Linked DNA regions of Homo sapiens: region 2 is linked to region 1. A link is a loop called in an ENCODE intact Hi-C map of the cell type or tissue named here. Cell type or tissue: HCT116. All regions are shown on one strand. Each heading gives the region's core, and the rest is flanking DNA. Links, peaks and the distances in the headings are about the cores only.

Region 1 (8,787 bases), core at 379-8,378:
TGATTAGTAAAGGTAATTTAAGTTGACAACAACATGAGTCCCCACTTAGAAAAAAAAATCTCATCTATAATTCTTATAGAAAGTCACAAAAAGAGAAAAAAGTTTCTACTTCCTGTGTACAGGTACTCCTTAAATTAGTTTCTTTCAGTTGGTTAAGGGAAACAATGTGGCATACCACAAGGATGGGCCAAATAAGACTTGGAGTCAGTTTTCTGTGCTGACTTGGTCACTAACTGGCTAATAGACCTCAGATAAGCCAGTTGATACCTCTAAGCCCAAGATTTCTCAGGGGACAATTGCACAGCTTGAATAAATTCATATATTGGGAAGTGTGCCCAGTGCAATCGCTATTGCTTGTTGTGTAAATGTGTTGGATGACCAACACTGGAAAGAAGGGAAAAAATCTATGTAGTCAGAAATGTACCCTAAGCTTGTTGTTTCCTCACTAGAAAATTAAGGAATCAAAGCAAATCATGTCATTTTTAATGTTAATTAAACCTTACTATTTAATAATTCTATGCTTTTAAAGGTGAAATATTTTAACAGCATCTAGTTTGTCTTAAGATTAAATATAGCAGATTCTTCATTATCTGCCCTTGAGTAATCTGGTAAATGGTTTATGCATGAATTTTTAAGATTTTTATTTTATTTCATTTAACTTTATTACTTTTTTAAAATTTTTTTGAAACAGGGTCTCACTCTGCTGCCTAGGCTGGAGTGCAGTGGCATAATCTCGGCTCACTGCACCCTCAACCGTCTGGACTCAAGTGATTCTCCCACCTCAGCCTCCTGAGTAGCTGGCACCACAGGTGCATGTCACCATGCCTGGCTAATATTTTTTACTAATTTGTAGAGATGGGGGTCTTGCTATGTTGCCCAGGCTGGTCTTGAACTCCTGGGCTCAAGTGATCCTCCTGCTTCAGCCGCCAAAAATGGTTTATGCATGAATTTACCAAGGGCTTGTTATATCCTCCTCCTGTGGTCAAAATCTCCACTCCCAATTGAACTTTCTACTTCATTTCAATACAATAATATCATACTTCCCAAGAATAATTCTTCAATTTCTGTCATTTATTTTTTACTATAATTTTTTATTTAAATTTAAAGAGGAAAATTATTTAAATTAATTATTTTTTAAGTGATTGCCTGTATCAGTCAGGGCTCTCCAGAGAAACATAAAACAGGCTTATGTAACTATGGGGTCTGGCAAGTCTGACATCCATGGGGCAGGCTGGCAGGTGCGGACTCTGTAGACTTGAGGCAGAATTTCTCCTTCCTCAGGGAAACCTCGATTTTGCTGTAAAGGCTTTAACTAATGGGGTGTGGCCCACCTACATTATCAAGGATAATCTCCTTTACTGAAGTCAACTGATTGTAGATATTCACCATATATGTTCAATATACCTTCATGGCAACACCTTGATTAACATTTGGTTGAATAAGTGGGTACTACAGCCTAGCCAAGTTAACACATAAACCGTCACAAGGCCCATGCCCAAACATTTGTATATCCATTGCAACAACAAGCACAGAGTGTGTGGTCAGTCAATAAATGTTTACTGAGTTGTTGTGACTAATAATAATATTAATAATTTTAAAATCTCCATTAGTAGAAGGCCGTCTTCTTTATCAATAATGAAATTTTGCTAATCGATTTATTATGTACTTATCAACTGCAGTGCTGGAAGTTAAGAGCTCCATTTTATTTAATTTTGAGATTAAGTGATTTCTAGCTGACAGTTCTTTACCAAGTCATACTATCAATCAAATGTCAGAATATAATGCAATTGTTTTCATACCAAGGCTCAACATTTTTGCATCCCATGTACTCTTTCTTTGGAAACCACTCAAAGATGTGTTTTAGCAAAATGAGAGTGTTAAACTAAGAAAGATAAGTCAATGGGACCCAGAAAATAGAGGAACCAACATAAAAAGAAGTAAGGAAAGTCCAGGATAATAACTACATAATTATCATGCAGTTGTGTGCAGCATCTTAGAAAGGCCCCATCTAAATTGTAGCAGGAGGATGGAGGAGTCCTGGAGTTAGGACTCTGGGGGAAAAATGATACTATAGGTAACATTTGAGGGCAAATAGTTACACATAAATATAAGCAATATGTGAGGCTATTATTAACTCCAGGCAAAACAAAAGAATGCACAAAAAAAGGAAGCATTGTTATAGAACAGTCCTTAACTTGGCAGTGATTTCTGATATAGATATTATGGCAGAGACTACTGGTAGCCAATCCAGTATTCATCTTCCCTTTGCTTCTTTTCAACAGAACCTCAGTTTACTTGGGGCAGAAATGTGCCCAGCTGAAGAACATTTCCCAGCCCCCTTTGCAGGTATAGGTGATCATATGAAACTATTATTATTATTATTATTATTATTATTATTATTAAAGACTAGGTCTCGCTGTGTTGCCCAGGCTGGAGTGCAGTGGCTAGTCACAGGCACACTCATATTGCACTACAGCCTCAAACTCCTGGGCACGAGCCATCCTCCTGCCTCAGCCTCCCAAGTAGCTGGGACTACAAGCTCACACCACCATGTCTGGTAGGCCTATGAAATTTTAATAGAAGCTGCTATGTGCTATGTAGGGCTTTTGGGAAAGCTATTTAAAGGGAACACACACTGTTTGCTCTTTGCCCTTCCTGGATTTCTCCACCAGGAATGGTTGCAATGTCTGAGGGACTGGGGCCTTTCTGTAACAATGACGAGGACAGAACACCTAGTAAAGCTGGATAACAGAAAAGATAGAAGGATCTTGGATTTCTGATGACATCCTGGAGCCTCCAAATGAGCCCTAAGCTTCATGTTCTATGAAAAAATAAATTGCTAATTTGTTTGAGCCAATGTTTTGGGATCTGTGTTACTGGGTGAACATAATTCCTGACACCATTATATTGGAAGAATGTGGTATTGGGATGAGGAGGGCTAATTCCTTTTTGATCATATGTAGAATGTTAAGAATAATATCCAAAATTCATAAACCAGGAAAGAGCAGTAAAGGCACATTATGGGAAATATGGAGATACATAGCAGAGGAGATATTTGCCAGTTGAAAGTGATTGTCCCTAGGGTGGAGTGGGATGGGACAGGGATTACTGTTTTTCATTAAGAGTCTTTCATACATTTGTATGTTGAACATGTATTACTTTGATAAAATTAAAATTAGTTTAAAATAAACAAAAAGATACTCTCTGGTTATTAAATCAATTTCTTGTCCTTAAAGTCACTTCCTATGAACTAGCAGTGTTTTATTATCATCTGGCCCATAGATGACCAGAGTCGTGGTAGAGCTTCAGAGAAATTATATGCCTAATGGTCCATTCTGAAACCCAAGTGTAATGTGATCACGTCATACACATATGACCTGATTGGCATTTCCTGTTTCCACCATTTCAGCTTTAATTTGTTCAAGGCTTATGATAGTTTTTCCACATGTAACCAGAGATACATATAGACAGTTCTGATCCAAATTGTTTTGGACATTCTTTTAGATCTCCAGGAATGAATATTCTATATCCAAGACACCTTAATAATTCATTAGAGTAATCGAAAACCACCTTTTGTTCTTATTCCTAATTGGTATCATTCTTGATTTAAATCCATTTTTTGTGGGTTTTTGTATGACTAGGAATAGCTGGTTACTGTCCTTCATATTTAACCATTTTACTTCTTATTCTTTTATCTCACTTTCCTTATATACGAGAAAGATTAGTCCCTCAAACCTTTAATATTTTAATGCACAAAGCTGATATTTAAATTAGTCTTAGAGATTAAAAATATTAACTTTTATGAATCAGATCTCTTTTTTTGTATGTTAGAAACAAGCAAATCAGGCTGGATCATTGATAAGCATGTGGACATAAGGAGGTGAATAAAAATTTTAATCAAAAGAAGCTTTGAACAGGATTTGCGCTCCTTGCTTACAAAAAGTCAATGCTTTATCTTTTAGATTGGTACTTAAATGAACAGAAAGATTGCCAGGATGGTTGTGTTATTTCTGATTGGTGAAAATCCTCTCCCACTTCACACATACCTGGATCTAAGATGGTAGTAAAGATAAAAACTACTTAGGAATCATGGTTTATGTGTCACTTTCCTTTGTTACACACAGATCATGGTGTGTGTTTTTTTTTAACATTTTTAATGGCCAAGGAAATAATATTTACCCTTATTTCCTTATAACTAGGTAACTTGTCATAAGTTTTTTTTTTCTGTTGAGAACCACTTATGAAAATCAACACATACTGAGATAGGCTTTCTTATATTATTCCCCTGATGCAAAATAAACATATTTAGTCATGGCAAGAAAAAAATGCAAACATGGGTATCAGTGCCTCAGCTTTTCCCATATTTATTAAAGAAATCTAAATATCTGAGAAACTACATTCAAATGAGGCTTCATTTTATTTCTCCTTTGAATCATTAATTTACAAAAGGAAGGGCTTATATTGCCTGTCTACATTATCTTATAAATAGCAATGCTATTTAATATTATTTTAATGTGAGTGATTTAAATAGCATCATACAATGAACAAAATAACTATTCTTTTTCATAGCATTATTTAAGTTGTACCACAGTGCCCTAGTGATATTTGTCCTAAACTATATCTGTGTGGAAAAAAAAGATAATTTTGTTATGGTCATCTTTAGAAACCAACCAATTCGCAAATAGGTGGACTTTTCTTCAACTGGGCAAATTAATTTAGCCCAATTAAGGGAATTTAAAACCAGCTGATACACCACACACTGAGAGGTCTAATGAGATAAAAATACGAGTACCTACATTACAGAGATGCACAATACAATATAATATGATATAATATAACCCACCAGGAGGTATTTGTGCTGAATTAAAAGGCAGGCAATTGAAAAACTCTCGTATCTATCATGGACCAGTTATACATCAGTCCCTTTTTGGACATGCAGGAAGTGTACAGTTGGTATATGGGACATCGGAATCCATCTCTCAAACTCGAGAACCCATACTCTTTCCAGCAGCATGTGGTGCTGGCACCCTAGTTCAGATGCAGGTCCCCTTTGGAATGAGGCTCAAAATGCAGTATGCCCATGACTCATCACAAACACTCCTTCACCTCCTGTGCCTCAATGGGGGTGATGGAATTTACCACTTAGATGGTTCTAAGATCCCCAACCACAATCTACCTCCAAAAGTCTCTCATGTTGCACCTTCAAGATGAGTCAGGAATTTGCCATTACATTTGGAAGCAAACTGAAGCACTTTAATGATTTTTTTTTTTTTTAGACAGTCTTGCTCTGTCATCCAGGCTGTTGTGCAGTGGCGTGATCTCAGCTCACTGCAACCTCTGCTTCCTGAGTTCAAGCTATTCTCCAGCCTCAGCCACTCTAGTGGCTGGGATTATAGGTGAGTGCCACCATGCCTGGCTATTTTTTTTTTCTTTTTTAGTAGAAACAGGGTCTCGCCATATTGGCCAGGCTGGTCTCAAACTCCTGGCCTCAAGTGATCCACCAGTCTTGGCCTCCCAAAGTGCTGGGATTACAGGCGTGAGCCACTAAGCCTGGCCAGCACTGTAATGATTTTTAATCACCTTAAATGGCTCTCCAAATTTGGGCTGTGTTCATCCAATCAACCAGAGGTAGGAAAAAACAATGCATTTGTCTGTTAAGGGAGTAGCCCTCATGGAAAAAGATGTTGGTATTGTGCTATGCAGAGGAGGATTTGGATTTTAGGGCTCTTTGTCTAGGACTGTGAATGAGGTTTTCCTTTTCCATTCAGAATTGCTGAATGATGTTCCTAGTGGAATACGTTTGTGTGATTCATTTCCACAGTTAGGAATGCAGCCTTAGAGCACTTTTCTTTATTCAGAGCTAATTGGTGCATCAATGTTCTAGCCATCGATTTCATTAGCAACATATAGATAGATATCTGTACATCTCTATGAATTGATTTTCATCACTCCCAGGGAATCCAAAGATCTCAAGCATAGAGACAAGTGCTTCATATAAGAAAAAGAATCGGAGAGACTCTCATGCCTTAACCATATGCTAACAAAGATGGTATACCTTCTTTATGCCAGAACGGTCATAGGTATTCAGTAAGTATTTATGGACTACAGCTATAACACCCTGAACATGCCTGATCATGTCAGTAAGTATTTATTGGGTGTCTACTATGTGCCAGGCATTGTTCTAGGTGCTGACGATACAGACAGGTACAAATAGGTTAAGTGCTGCTGTCATGAGCATACCTTCTAGTGAAGGGAGATAGACAAACACATCAACAAATAAGTAGAAAGTAGGTCTGATGGTGATAGGGGCTATTGTATGTGGGGTAAGGAGTGTCAATGGGATGAGGAGTTTCTATATTTTATAGGGTGATATTTTAGCAAAGTCCTAAGGAAGTGAGGAAGCAAGACTTTCAACTACAGTGATGGATGGGGGCAGAGTTACCCGGGCAGAGGAAACAGTGATTGCAGAAGCTGTGAGGCCAGGGTGAACTCAACCAACGCAGGAAGCCTATGTAGGTTGGAGCAGAGGGAGGAAGCACTACAGTAGTAGGAGCTGAAGTCTCAGGAATGTGTCTGAGGGTGTATGTGTGCGGGGGGCGGGGGCAGTGGTTGTGGGTGGGTGTTGGTGAGGCAGTGTTTGCAGATCCTGTAGGGTCTAGTAGATCACTAGAAGGATCTTGGGTTTTCCTTGGAGTGAGATGGGAAGGTTTCAGAGCTCAGGAGTAACAATATCCAATTGATATTATAGAGCTCAGTCTGACTGCTAGACAGAGAGCAGCCTGCAAGGCAGGAGATGTTAAGAGATGATGGTGGATTGGGACGGGGGTGGCACTGGAAGTGGGGTGACTTGGGGAGTTCCTGGATAGATTTTGATAGTACAATGAGTGTGGCTTGCTGATGGACTGTATGTGTCAGATAAAGAGCAGAAACGAGGTTTCCAGGTTGTTTCCTGGGACAGCTGGGAGAATGAAGTCACTATTTACTGAGATGGGGACAACTGCAGGAGGAGCAGTTGATAGGAGGGACCACAACCTTGCTTCAGTGTCCTGTGGGAGGGGCAGTCTGGAGGCTTTGTAAAATCATCCAGATAACAAGAAGGTCCAGGGATATTTGGATCATGCCCAAAAGTTTATACTATACATGGAAAAAATTGAACATAAATACTTAATTTATTATTCCCAATCAATGCAGTATAGCACTGTGGCTGGCAGCACTGATGCTGGAAACAGCCTTAGTCCAAATATCAATCCTGTCACTTAATAGTTGTGATAAGTTGGCCCATCTGCTTAATATCCCTCAAAGTTATTGTGAGAATTGAGGTGATTTGTTTAAAAATAATATTATTTAACATTTATTGAATGCTTATTAGAAGCCAGACACTGTTGTGAGCACATTTAATCTTCCTTCACCCTATGAGAAAAGGTACTAATATTATCCCCATTTTCCAGAGGAGAAAACTGAGGCACAGAGAGGCAAAGTAACTTGCCAAAGTCACACAGCTAGGAGGCCATAGATACTAGTTTGTGCACTCAGGCTGACCAGTTCCTGAAAACATGCCCTTAACCATAGAACTATGAGGAGAACACAGCACATAGTAAATACTCAAAAATAGTAGCTTGTATTATGATCAGGTAACTCATAAAACAAAAACGTCAAAGAGTCAGTTGTATGTTTATATGACTCCACTTGTAATCATTGCATGACTCAGTTTCCATCGTGCATTGCTTTCTCCAGCTCTATTTTGGGTACGTAGCCCATATTCTTCCTTCCTTGATATGATGAAGTCTTTGCTGAGAAAATCAGAACAAAATATTTATCATTTGAAAGTTCGCCTTAAAAATGCCCAAGGCACAGGAATCCTTAAGAGTCATAAAATCCATCACAAGCATGGAGACTTTTTTTCTGTCATTAATGTCATTTAGGACTGTAACATATTTACCTATGTCCCAGATACCGAACAGGAAGCAATTGTTCAGACACACTTCTAAGTAGCTCCAGGGCAGGCAACAATGTCTGACATTAGCTCTCCATATTTGTCTTTCCTTTGAATCATGGAGCTCACCCTTCAGCCCCAAAGTGCTTTCAGATGGGACCTTGCTGAGCGTCTGCACCTTATTTCTTTCAATTACGCTTGCATTGTCTGGCCTAATGAGTTTCCAAAGCTAGTTTTCATTTTATTTAGGGCATGTTTTCAGATGTGTTAAATTAATTGGTGCTAAATAAAAGGTAACCTGACCCCTGAAGCTTCTAGCAAATACATTCCATTACCAAATGTACTATTCTAACCCTCATATGTCTAAAAAAACAAACGTAAATGAGCTGTGCTGTACCTGTTTCTTCTTGTTGTGTATCTTGGGCAAGTCACTTAAACTCTCTGAGCTACAGTTCCCTTATTTGTACAATGGAACCATTAGTTGCTTTGGCTGCCCATTGAAATCACCTGGAAGAGATTTAAAAGATACGGGTGCCTGAGTCCCACCCCCAGAAAGTCTGATTTAATTGACCTGGGCTGGGCCTTGGAGCAGAGTTTTTAAAAGCTACCTTAGGGAATTTTGATGAGTAGCCAAGGTTGAGAACCACAGGTCTAGATCAGTGGTTCTCAAATTGGAGTGGGCATCAGAATCCCCTAGAGGGCTTGTTAAAACACAGGTTACAGGGCCCCACCCCAGAGTTTCTGATTCAGCAGTCTGGGGTGGGGCCTAGAAATTTGCATTTCTGACAAGTTCCCAGGTAGGGCCGATGCTGTTGGTTTTGGAAATGCTTCTGTATATCAGGGGTTGGCAAACT
Region 2 (8,787 bases), core at 366-8,365, 48 kb before region 1:
TATTATTATTATTATTATTTTTTTACCTCATATCTGAAGTGAGAACCAGGGAAGACTTTTAATTTCGCCAAACACCCACCTGGTGGAATTCATGCAAATCAAATTAAACTGTTAACCAAATCTTTTCTGTACTTTCACATCTGCCTATAACATGCTCATTCTTAGTAACTGGATCTCTAGGACATTCTTTAAAATAATCACATACTCGCCTGACCATGCAACCTGATTAATAATGAATGAACATTCCTGAGAAGAATCACTTCGAAGCATGGCAGATGTCTGTGGGGATATGAAGGCTTTAATGATCAAAATTAAGGGGAAATGGAAGCTGGGTCACACTGTCTGGTTATTTTAATTGAAACCTAGTCTTCCAAATTTACTTAACAGAATACTTAAACACTCCTTCTCGAGGTTCATTTATACAAGCAGACAAGCACAAAGACAAATGGCAATGCAAAAGAACAACCCAGATTCCTGGAGGAACAACCACCCTATCCTGTTCTGTCCTAATAGTGCAGAAAACCCCTCAGCAGTTTCAGAAATCCAATTTGTTCAATTGAAAGACTGATAAACAGGTTAAAAACAGGAACTAGTACATTGGTCCTTAATAGTTCTTTGAGCACCTCTCTAGATTCTGACAAAGAGATCACCTTGAATACCCACCAATGGACTGCACACTAGTTCTTTTTGAAGAAACATCGCCGTAGGCAGAGGATGGGGACCCACGAAATGATAGACAGGCCACCGAGACCAGACGGTGGGTGGCAGGCAGTGCTGGAGCGGTCCTGTGTGTCTGTGAGTGCGTCAACAGTGAAACACAACAGGAAAATCGGTCCAACAATTCCAGGAAGGCCAGCTCCACCTCATCCACTCCGCCAGGGTTGCCCGAGTTGAAGAATCAACTGCCTTTTCCACGGCCCCCGCCACAACTTCCCTATCCTCTGGCCTACTCAATGTTCAACTGAACCCAAATGGAAAGGTAGCTCAGGTCAGCTCAACACCCACTGCCTGGTCCAAAAAAATGAGGACTTGGCAACGGGATCTGTACTCTCATTCCTTACAGGGACCAGCAGCAGCTTGGCCGAATGAGACACTGTCCTGTGGCAGAAGGCTGAATGCTAGCTTTCAATGCCACCAATAGGAGCCGTCCTGCCCAGCTCCTGGGGCTGGGAACAGGCACTAGACTCATTTGCCTTTGGGGCCTTTCAGTGTCGTACTGAGCACATGATCACATTATGCTCTGCATGCTGGCTTGTTCATTTAAAAAAATAATATACACATTATTTTGTGCCTTTATCTTCTGAATTAATGTATAATGTCTGGAAGAAGTTTTCTTCAAAGTTATATCAGGAAGAACAATCTCCAGTACAGACACAAAGAACAGTCATTTATTTCTTCCAAAAATAGTGACCTAAATAGCAATCTATCATCCTGATAAACAATTTAAAATATATGTATATACACACAGGTTTCACATACACACGTATGCATACATTATGTACACACATATATAAAAACATCGTGTGTGTATATATATATATATATTTAATATTACATACACGGTATATATATAATAGCAAATCTGTGATGGGTGTCCAAAATTTCAGTCTCCAGAATGGCAAAGAAAGGGTGAACTGAGAATGGAAAGAAGTAATCTTTTAAAATTTGATTGACTAAAGGAGGAAGGGGAAGTAGTCTTCCTAAAAGAAAAAAAAAAAAAAAAAGTCCTGCGCTGCAGTTCTTTGAAGGATATTGCTTATCACCATGCAAGACAAGAAACTGCAAGTAAAGTAAATCATCAGGAAAGTGTTTAAAAAAAGAATCTTGCACAATTCAATTCATAATCCAGACATTTGGACTCCACCAAAGGTGTTTAAGGAACATTCATGATAAAGGGGAAGCAGAGGCAAGAACTGCTTCCTCGGGCTGCCCAGTCTGCACGTCTCAACATCTACTTTATTGCCATTGCAACACTTCACAGTAAATCAAAGCATGCTTCACATGTTAGGACATAAAAATGCAAACATAGATTTTTTGGCTTATGTCTCTCCAAATTATAACTTCATTTGTCTTTTAACAATGAATAAAAGGATTACTCAATTTCACATATAGATGACTTCCTTAAGAAGTTCTCATTGTCCTCGGAAGAGACACACATAGATCATCAAGTAGAATTCTAAAGAACTTTTCATCAAGACATGGCTTTTGTTAAAACAACATTTAAATTGTCAAAATTCTACAGGCCTAACTTTTCCCTATTTTGGCACTGTAGTGGAAAATTAGCCTGAACATCTGAAGTTGAAACATCAGGAAAGAAATATTTACTCCACCCCTCAAGAGAAAATGATAAACAACAAAAAAAATTACAATCTTCTAAAGGGCATAATCTGACAACTTGCAGATGAAATTTCCCACTATCTGAATGTCTCAGACATTTCATGTCTTTTACAGTTTAAGAAATAAAGCATTTAGTTTTAAAGGCACACAGAACCTATTTTACATTATATTGAAAATGACCGATGTTTTCCAGGTCTATGCTGTACTGGGTATCATGCAAGAATTTGGTTCTGAAGGCAATGATAGCAGACTGGACAGAGAGGAAGAGGGTGAGAGATGGCCACACCTAGTCTCCTGGCAGAAGTCTAAATCAACCCTCCTGGTGAACAGACCAACAGCGTGATGGTAGCAGAAATGGAAGTCACTAATTTCTGTGAAACCAGTCACAGATGAAAAGCTTTTAACACTGCTGTCCCTGAATGCTTTCTCAAATGTATTTATAGTTTGATAGGTATTTCTATATATATTCATATAACTATGTCTGTATAAAGTCCTATATATGTCCATAATGGAATTAGTTTTTGTAGTTATATACAATGTGCATGTATACATAAGTACACATATACATATACAAAAGCACCTTTTCAGAATTATTTGAGACTGGCTAGAATTCACTCTTCACAAACCCCTCAGTCATAGCATCCCTTCTGCATTACAGAAACATTCCTTCCTTAGTGCAGAAACAGAAACCTGTAGATAATGTTTATTTAAAAACAACTGCCTGCTCATATCTGCAAAAGGTCACCTGGAAATGAGCAAAATGACGCAAGTGATCTATTCTCTGAAAGACCAGTCAAGTGGGATTTTTGCAGCAAGTATAATAGATTGTGCCCTGGAGAAAAGCTTGCCGCTTGGGGAAACTTTTTCTCACTTTATTTATATAATACTCTCCTAGAAGGCAGAGAAAGTACACACCCTCCCCTTCCCAATTATTACCAACCAGGAGCAAAATAGTTATTGATGATGGCCAATGCAACATTTCACAACTGTTCTCTGAACACTGGAAAGCTTAAGTTCAAAGACAAGAACAAATACTAGTCTCGTGACTCATGGAGGTAATGACGATGTTATAGAGTAACTGATTCCCATTGTGTGAGCAGATTGGAAATTCTCTCAAATATGATGCCTCCTTTTCTCAAAGAAAATCGCTTTTTCCCTCAACTTCAAAGTCAGCCACACACAAAAACCTTTTGCTCACAATACCCTGAAGCTACCTCCTGATCTTAAAAAGTAAGGAAAACGAACCCTTATTCACAACTCCTGGTTAACTATTACGAATAACATGCTTTAAACATTTCCCCTGATCACTGAAGCTCTGCAGTCAGGGGAAGAAGTCTTTTTTTTTTTTTTTTAAAGGCAACAGAAAGAGGAGTGACTCTTTTGTTCTGAATGTTATTGTAAAGCACCACATGAAAGAAGAGGAATGATGGGAACATGGCAATGAAAAGGACAACAGCGCTGACAAATGAAAACAGGATATTAAGAACAGCGTCGGGACTGTGTGTCTGTACAGAACAAAGCCGGGAGCCTTCTCGGAGAAATTCAAGCAAAAATACTCTTAACAGATTTACATGCTAATGGATGAACTGTAGTTTCTCCAGGTGGCACAGATCTTTAAGTCTGGGACAATAAAATTAGGTTATCATTAAAACACATACACACACACACACACACACACACTGTAAAGTGTCATAAAATTAAAACTGCCTTCAAATCACATTCAATCACATGCCCCCCCCCGCCCCGCCCTTTCAACCAGTGATCTGCTTCTGGAAATTTCTAGATCTATGTTTTTCTCTTTGTAAAATAAGATACTGGTTCTGTCAAATAACTGAGCTAACTTAGTATATAGTCCCAAGGAAAGTGAATTTTTTACAAAAAGAAAAACAATTTTCTCTCCATTCACAGCACACTCTAACTTACACTTTAAATATAACTTTTCAATAGAGCTTTCAAGAACTCCCAGGGAAACTAGGCAATGGGTACTGTGCTGAGAAACAATGACAGCAACTAAGTGGCTAACATTAATATAGTATACCGCTTTTGCCAAGTCATGGTGGTAATATCTTATACTTTTCTTCTGATGCAAATTCTGCAAAAGCTGCTAGTATGATGGTACATTTAATAAAACATCATCATAGCTTATTGGACTTATCACATAAGAATTATTATTGTAGTCTCTAAAGAAGTTCAAAAAAGTAAAAAAATATGTCTGATTTTGCGCTCCATTAAAAATTTCAGTCTTTTTTTTTCTCTTTTCTATGTTTTGCCACTATTCTCCTTTTCCCCACTTCCTGATCAGTCCTTTCTATTGTCAGATGAGTGATGAGCTGATGTGCTTTCTTCTTTACCAAAGCATTTCATCCAGCTTTCCCTCTGGCATGCTTTCAGAAAACTTTGGGCTAAGCCCTGAGCTCAGTGTGCCCAAGTGTTCTTGGTCTAGTTTTGGGCTGACACTGTCAATGTGGTGTCCTGTAAAAAAAAAAAAAAAAAAAAAAAAACATGTAGAGGTCAGGCGCAGTGGCTCACGCCTGTAATCCCAGCACTGTGGGAGGCCGAGGCAGGCGGATCACCTGAGGTCAGGAGTTCGAGACCAGCCTGGCCAATGTAGTGAAACCTCATCTCTACTAAAAATAGAAAAATTAGCTGGTCATGGTGGCGGGTGCCTGTAATCCCAGCTACTCGGGAGGCTGAGGCAAGAGAATCACTTGAACCTGGGAGGCGGAGGTTGCAGTGAACCGAGATTGCGCCACTGCACTCCAGCCTGGGTGATAGAGTAAAAAAACTCAGTCATATAAAACAAAACAAAAACAAAAAACAAACAAACAAACAAACAAAAAACATGTAGTACCTTGAAGCCAGATAACCTGAGTTCAAATCCTGGCTCTGCCATTTCCTTGCAAAGGCAGATCGGAGCCAGATACTGTACATATCTTATACTCACAGATGCTCTTCCTATCTTCTATGCAGTTTCCTTATCTGAGAGCAATCTTAAGGGTCCTTTGAGGATTAGTGAGGTGAACTTTTTAAAATGCCTGACAAAATTCTCACTCTTATGGAAGGACAGGGTGGTAGGGGATGGGGGATTGGGGTCCTTCTTCCCTTCTTGTCCTGAATCGCCTCTTCCCACTCTTCTTTGAATAAATTCATTATCTGTGTTTTTTACTGGAAACCTCTTCATACCATTTTTGCAAGCAAGAAGGATATAAATCCATTTATTCAATAACATTTATGGAGCATCTTATGTGAACAAACAGTATGTGAATGTGAAATGAACTAGCATTTTTATTCTTAACACTAATGACTTATCTTCACATTGGCAATTTCATCTGTTTCCTACACTATGACATACCTCTGTTCATTACCACTGATCTCCCACCATGAACTTGGGGCTTCACTTCCGCTTCCCAGTGAAGGTCACCCTGTCCCATATGCACTCTTTGTCAGAATTTTTTTATTTTGCAGGAAATAAGGGACCCTGGCATGGATGGAGCATGTGAAACTATCAAGAACAGTGAAATGTTTCAGATTTTTGCTATTTGCCAGTTTCGTTTCATGAATGCTGGCAGAAGACACCTGAATCAAAGATAAAGGCTGTTTTTACTCAAATGGTATGTGTTTCATGTTCTGTTGGTTCCCCTTGTTCTCGAAGTCCTACGGAGCATCCTAGGTCCATGTTTGCACACTCAGGAGATTTGCATCATACCTAAGCAACTCCAAGCTTAGGAAATCTGAATCTTTTATAATGGACTGCAAGTTAGCCTGCCCAACTTTTGCCCTGGAGGAAGACATTGTCTTTAATATAATGAACAACAAACAAACCTGCCTTCTCCCCTGGCGCGAGATACTACCTCTATCTCCCAAGACTGTTTGCTATACAAACATCCTGGGGAATAGTCTGGAATAAAATCATTCAGTGCTCCAGCTCACAAGAGGTACAAAAAGGTGATAGATCCATGGAAAATTATTTCCTAATAGACACAATTCTTATCTCCTCCTGGGGATATGGCCAATAGTTGTTACTAGAAATCAGATCATCACTGGACTTTCTAGCAGTTACCACAGAGGCAGAATTTCATTTGGCACTGAATGACCCTTGAGTCATAGAAGACTAGAGGTAAAAGGAGCCTGCAAGAAAGTGATAAGAACTTCCTTACCAACGGCTCCAAGCTCCTTATCCAACCACCCTCTGACATCAGCTGTTGTACAAGGAAAATTGGCAGAAAGCAGGTAAGCCTCACCCATAGATTTTGCTCAAATAAACAGAGCCCTTAATGTCCTTCATAGTCCCAAAACAGCTTGGGTCTGGTCTGCAACTTCAGCTCTTCACTCTGAACCTAAGCTAATTTTAAGAGTTTGGTGCTTGTTTCAGCAGCACATAGACTAAAACTGGAATGATACAAAGAAGATTAGCATGGCCCCAATGCAAGGATGACAAATTCATGAAGCATTCTATAATTTTTTATTATTAAAAAATATTAATAAAATAAGAGTTTGGAAGAGTAAGCTAATTTTGTTACTTTTATGACACTGGAAATCCTATATGTATATCCATTTGGCTTTCTTTAAGCATTAAAAAAAATTAGAACTACTTCTTTTGGAGTAAAACCAGATGAGTCATTTCTTTCATTACTCTTTCATTCCACTGGTATTTTTTGAGGTCATTCTGTGTGCCAGGAGCTGCTCTAGGCAGCAGCAAATTGGTGGTAAATATGAGCATAAAGGCCTGCCCTTGGAGAGCTTACATTTTAATGAAGGAAATAAAAAAATAAAAGGTTTTTAAAAACACAAACATTTCAAAGACTCATACATAAAATGAAAGAAATAAAAAGGATGACATGATAGAAGGTAGATGGGTGGTGCAAATCTATGTTAGCTAAGGGGATATTACTACTCATATTTGTGCTGGCTTTCTTGATATTTTGGCTTTTTCCCTGCCAATAAACAAGCAAAGAGTATCTGAATTTCAGTATAAAACTTTCTGGTGTTTGGTCAGAGGGTTGTGATCTAATTTTTCAAGTTGTTAAATGCTTAGTTTCAGATTGCCTCAAGGATAGAGTTCTTTTTCAAGGGCATAGAAATCCAACTTTTACTATTTCTTACAAAAAAATGGAATGTGATGAATTATTGTAAAGTAGTGACATCTTTATTTATTTTAGCAATAAAATTTTGAAAGAGAAAAGCCACGAACACTTAGTGAGCCAAAAAAGCAGGAACCATGATGTTTTAGTCCATTTTGTGCTGCTATAACAGAATTCTTGAGACTAAGTAATTTATAAAGAACAGCGATTTAGGCCAGGTACGGTGGCTCACGCCTGTAAACCCAGAACTTTGGGAGGCTGAGGCGGGTGGATCACGACATTAGGAGTTCAAGACCAGCCTGGCCAAGATGGTGAAACCCCGTCTCTACTAAAAATACAAAAATTAGCTGGGCACGGTGGCAGACGCCTGTAATCCCAGCTACTCGGGAGGCTGAGGCAGGAGAATTGCTTGAACCCGGGCGGCAGAGGTTGCGGTGAGCAGAGATCACACCACTGCACTCCAGCCTGGGCGACAGACTGAGACTCCATCTAAAAAAAAAAAAAAGAAGAACAGAGAGCAGGTTAGGGGCCTGGTATCTCTGTTTCCAAAATGGCACCTTGAAGCCTGTGTCCTCTGGAAGGGAGGAATGCTATGTCCTCACATGGCAAAAGAGCAGGAGAGGAAGAACCCACTTCCACAAACCCTTTTAATAGCGGCATTAATCCATTCGTAAGGGCTTTACCATTAAGCCCCACATCCCAGTACTGCTGCATTGGGGATTAAGTTTCCAACAAACGAATTTTGGGAGACACATTCAAACCATAGCATATGGTATTCAGAATTACCTGAATATCTTAAGTGTTTGATTCTACGATGTTAACTCAAAGTTGAAAATAACCATGGATGTACAGTTAAGCTTATAGGGATGGACAGGAAGGAAATGAATAGAGACATTGGAAGAGGCATTGGTTTTGTCAGTACTTACTCACCAGCTTTTGCACCACTGGAAGAGGAAATTTCAGGAAGGAAAGGAAGGAAATGAGGGAAGAGTGCTGGGGGAAATAAACACATGTGACTACAGCTTTATGACCGGTGAGCACCAAAGATGAGTTAAGACTAGATCCCACTGGCTGACAGCCAATGTCTTTTGAAATGTCATAATGTCATTTGACAATGACAATAATATCAAAAAGCATCTCAAAATAAATAAATTCACTGGCTAGGTAAAATTGCAATAGCAGCTGAATCATGATTTTTTAGAGCCCATCACTTTAAGAAAGGGTTAGAAGGAAAATAATCGCAGAGAAAATTGGGTAGCAGGACGAGCCGCAGACAAAACTCCTCAGACACCAAGTTAAAGACGGAAGGGGTTTATTCGGCTGGGGGCATCGGCAAGACTCCTGTCTCAAGAGCCGAGCTCCCTGAATG

What was found. Hi-C counts contacts between places; a loop is a spot of excess contacts. Peaks named below come from ENCODE experiments on the same cell type or tissue, not always from the same donor. Only the 100,000 strongest peaks of a DNase experiment are listed, where the experiment ranks them.
Region 2: a loop joins it to region 1, with 2.8 times the contacts of the local background. A loop is called at or near these places in 2 of 110 quality-filtered maps.

Annotation. Positions count from the first base shown.
Region 1 is chrX:10,623,945-10,632,731 of GRCh38, forward strand. It overlaps a transcript of MID1 not described here. Among named protein-coding and RNA genes, the nearest start is that of MID1, 7.8 kb to the left of the region's middle. In HCT116, for the core only: no CTCF peak of the experiment used is centred there; a DNase peak (open chromatin) is centred at 5,147; H3K4me3 peaks cover 1,467 bases; H3K27ac peaks cover 4,338 bases.
Region 2 is chrX:10,576,121-10,584,907 of GRCh38, forward strand. The region is part of intron 1 of MID1 (midline 1); the gene reads right to left. It also overlaps the pseudogene RNU6-800P. Among named protein-coding and RNA genes, the nearest start is that of MID1, 40 kb to the right of the region's middle. In HCT116, for the core only: no CTCF peak of the experiment used is centred there; DNase peaks (open chromatin) are centred at 3,111, 3,391, 3,761 and 6,451; H3K4me3 peaks cover 2,136 bases; H3K27ac peaks cover 7,017 bases.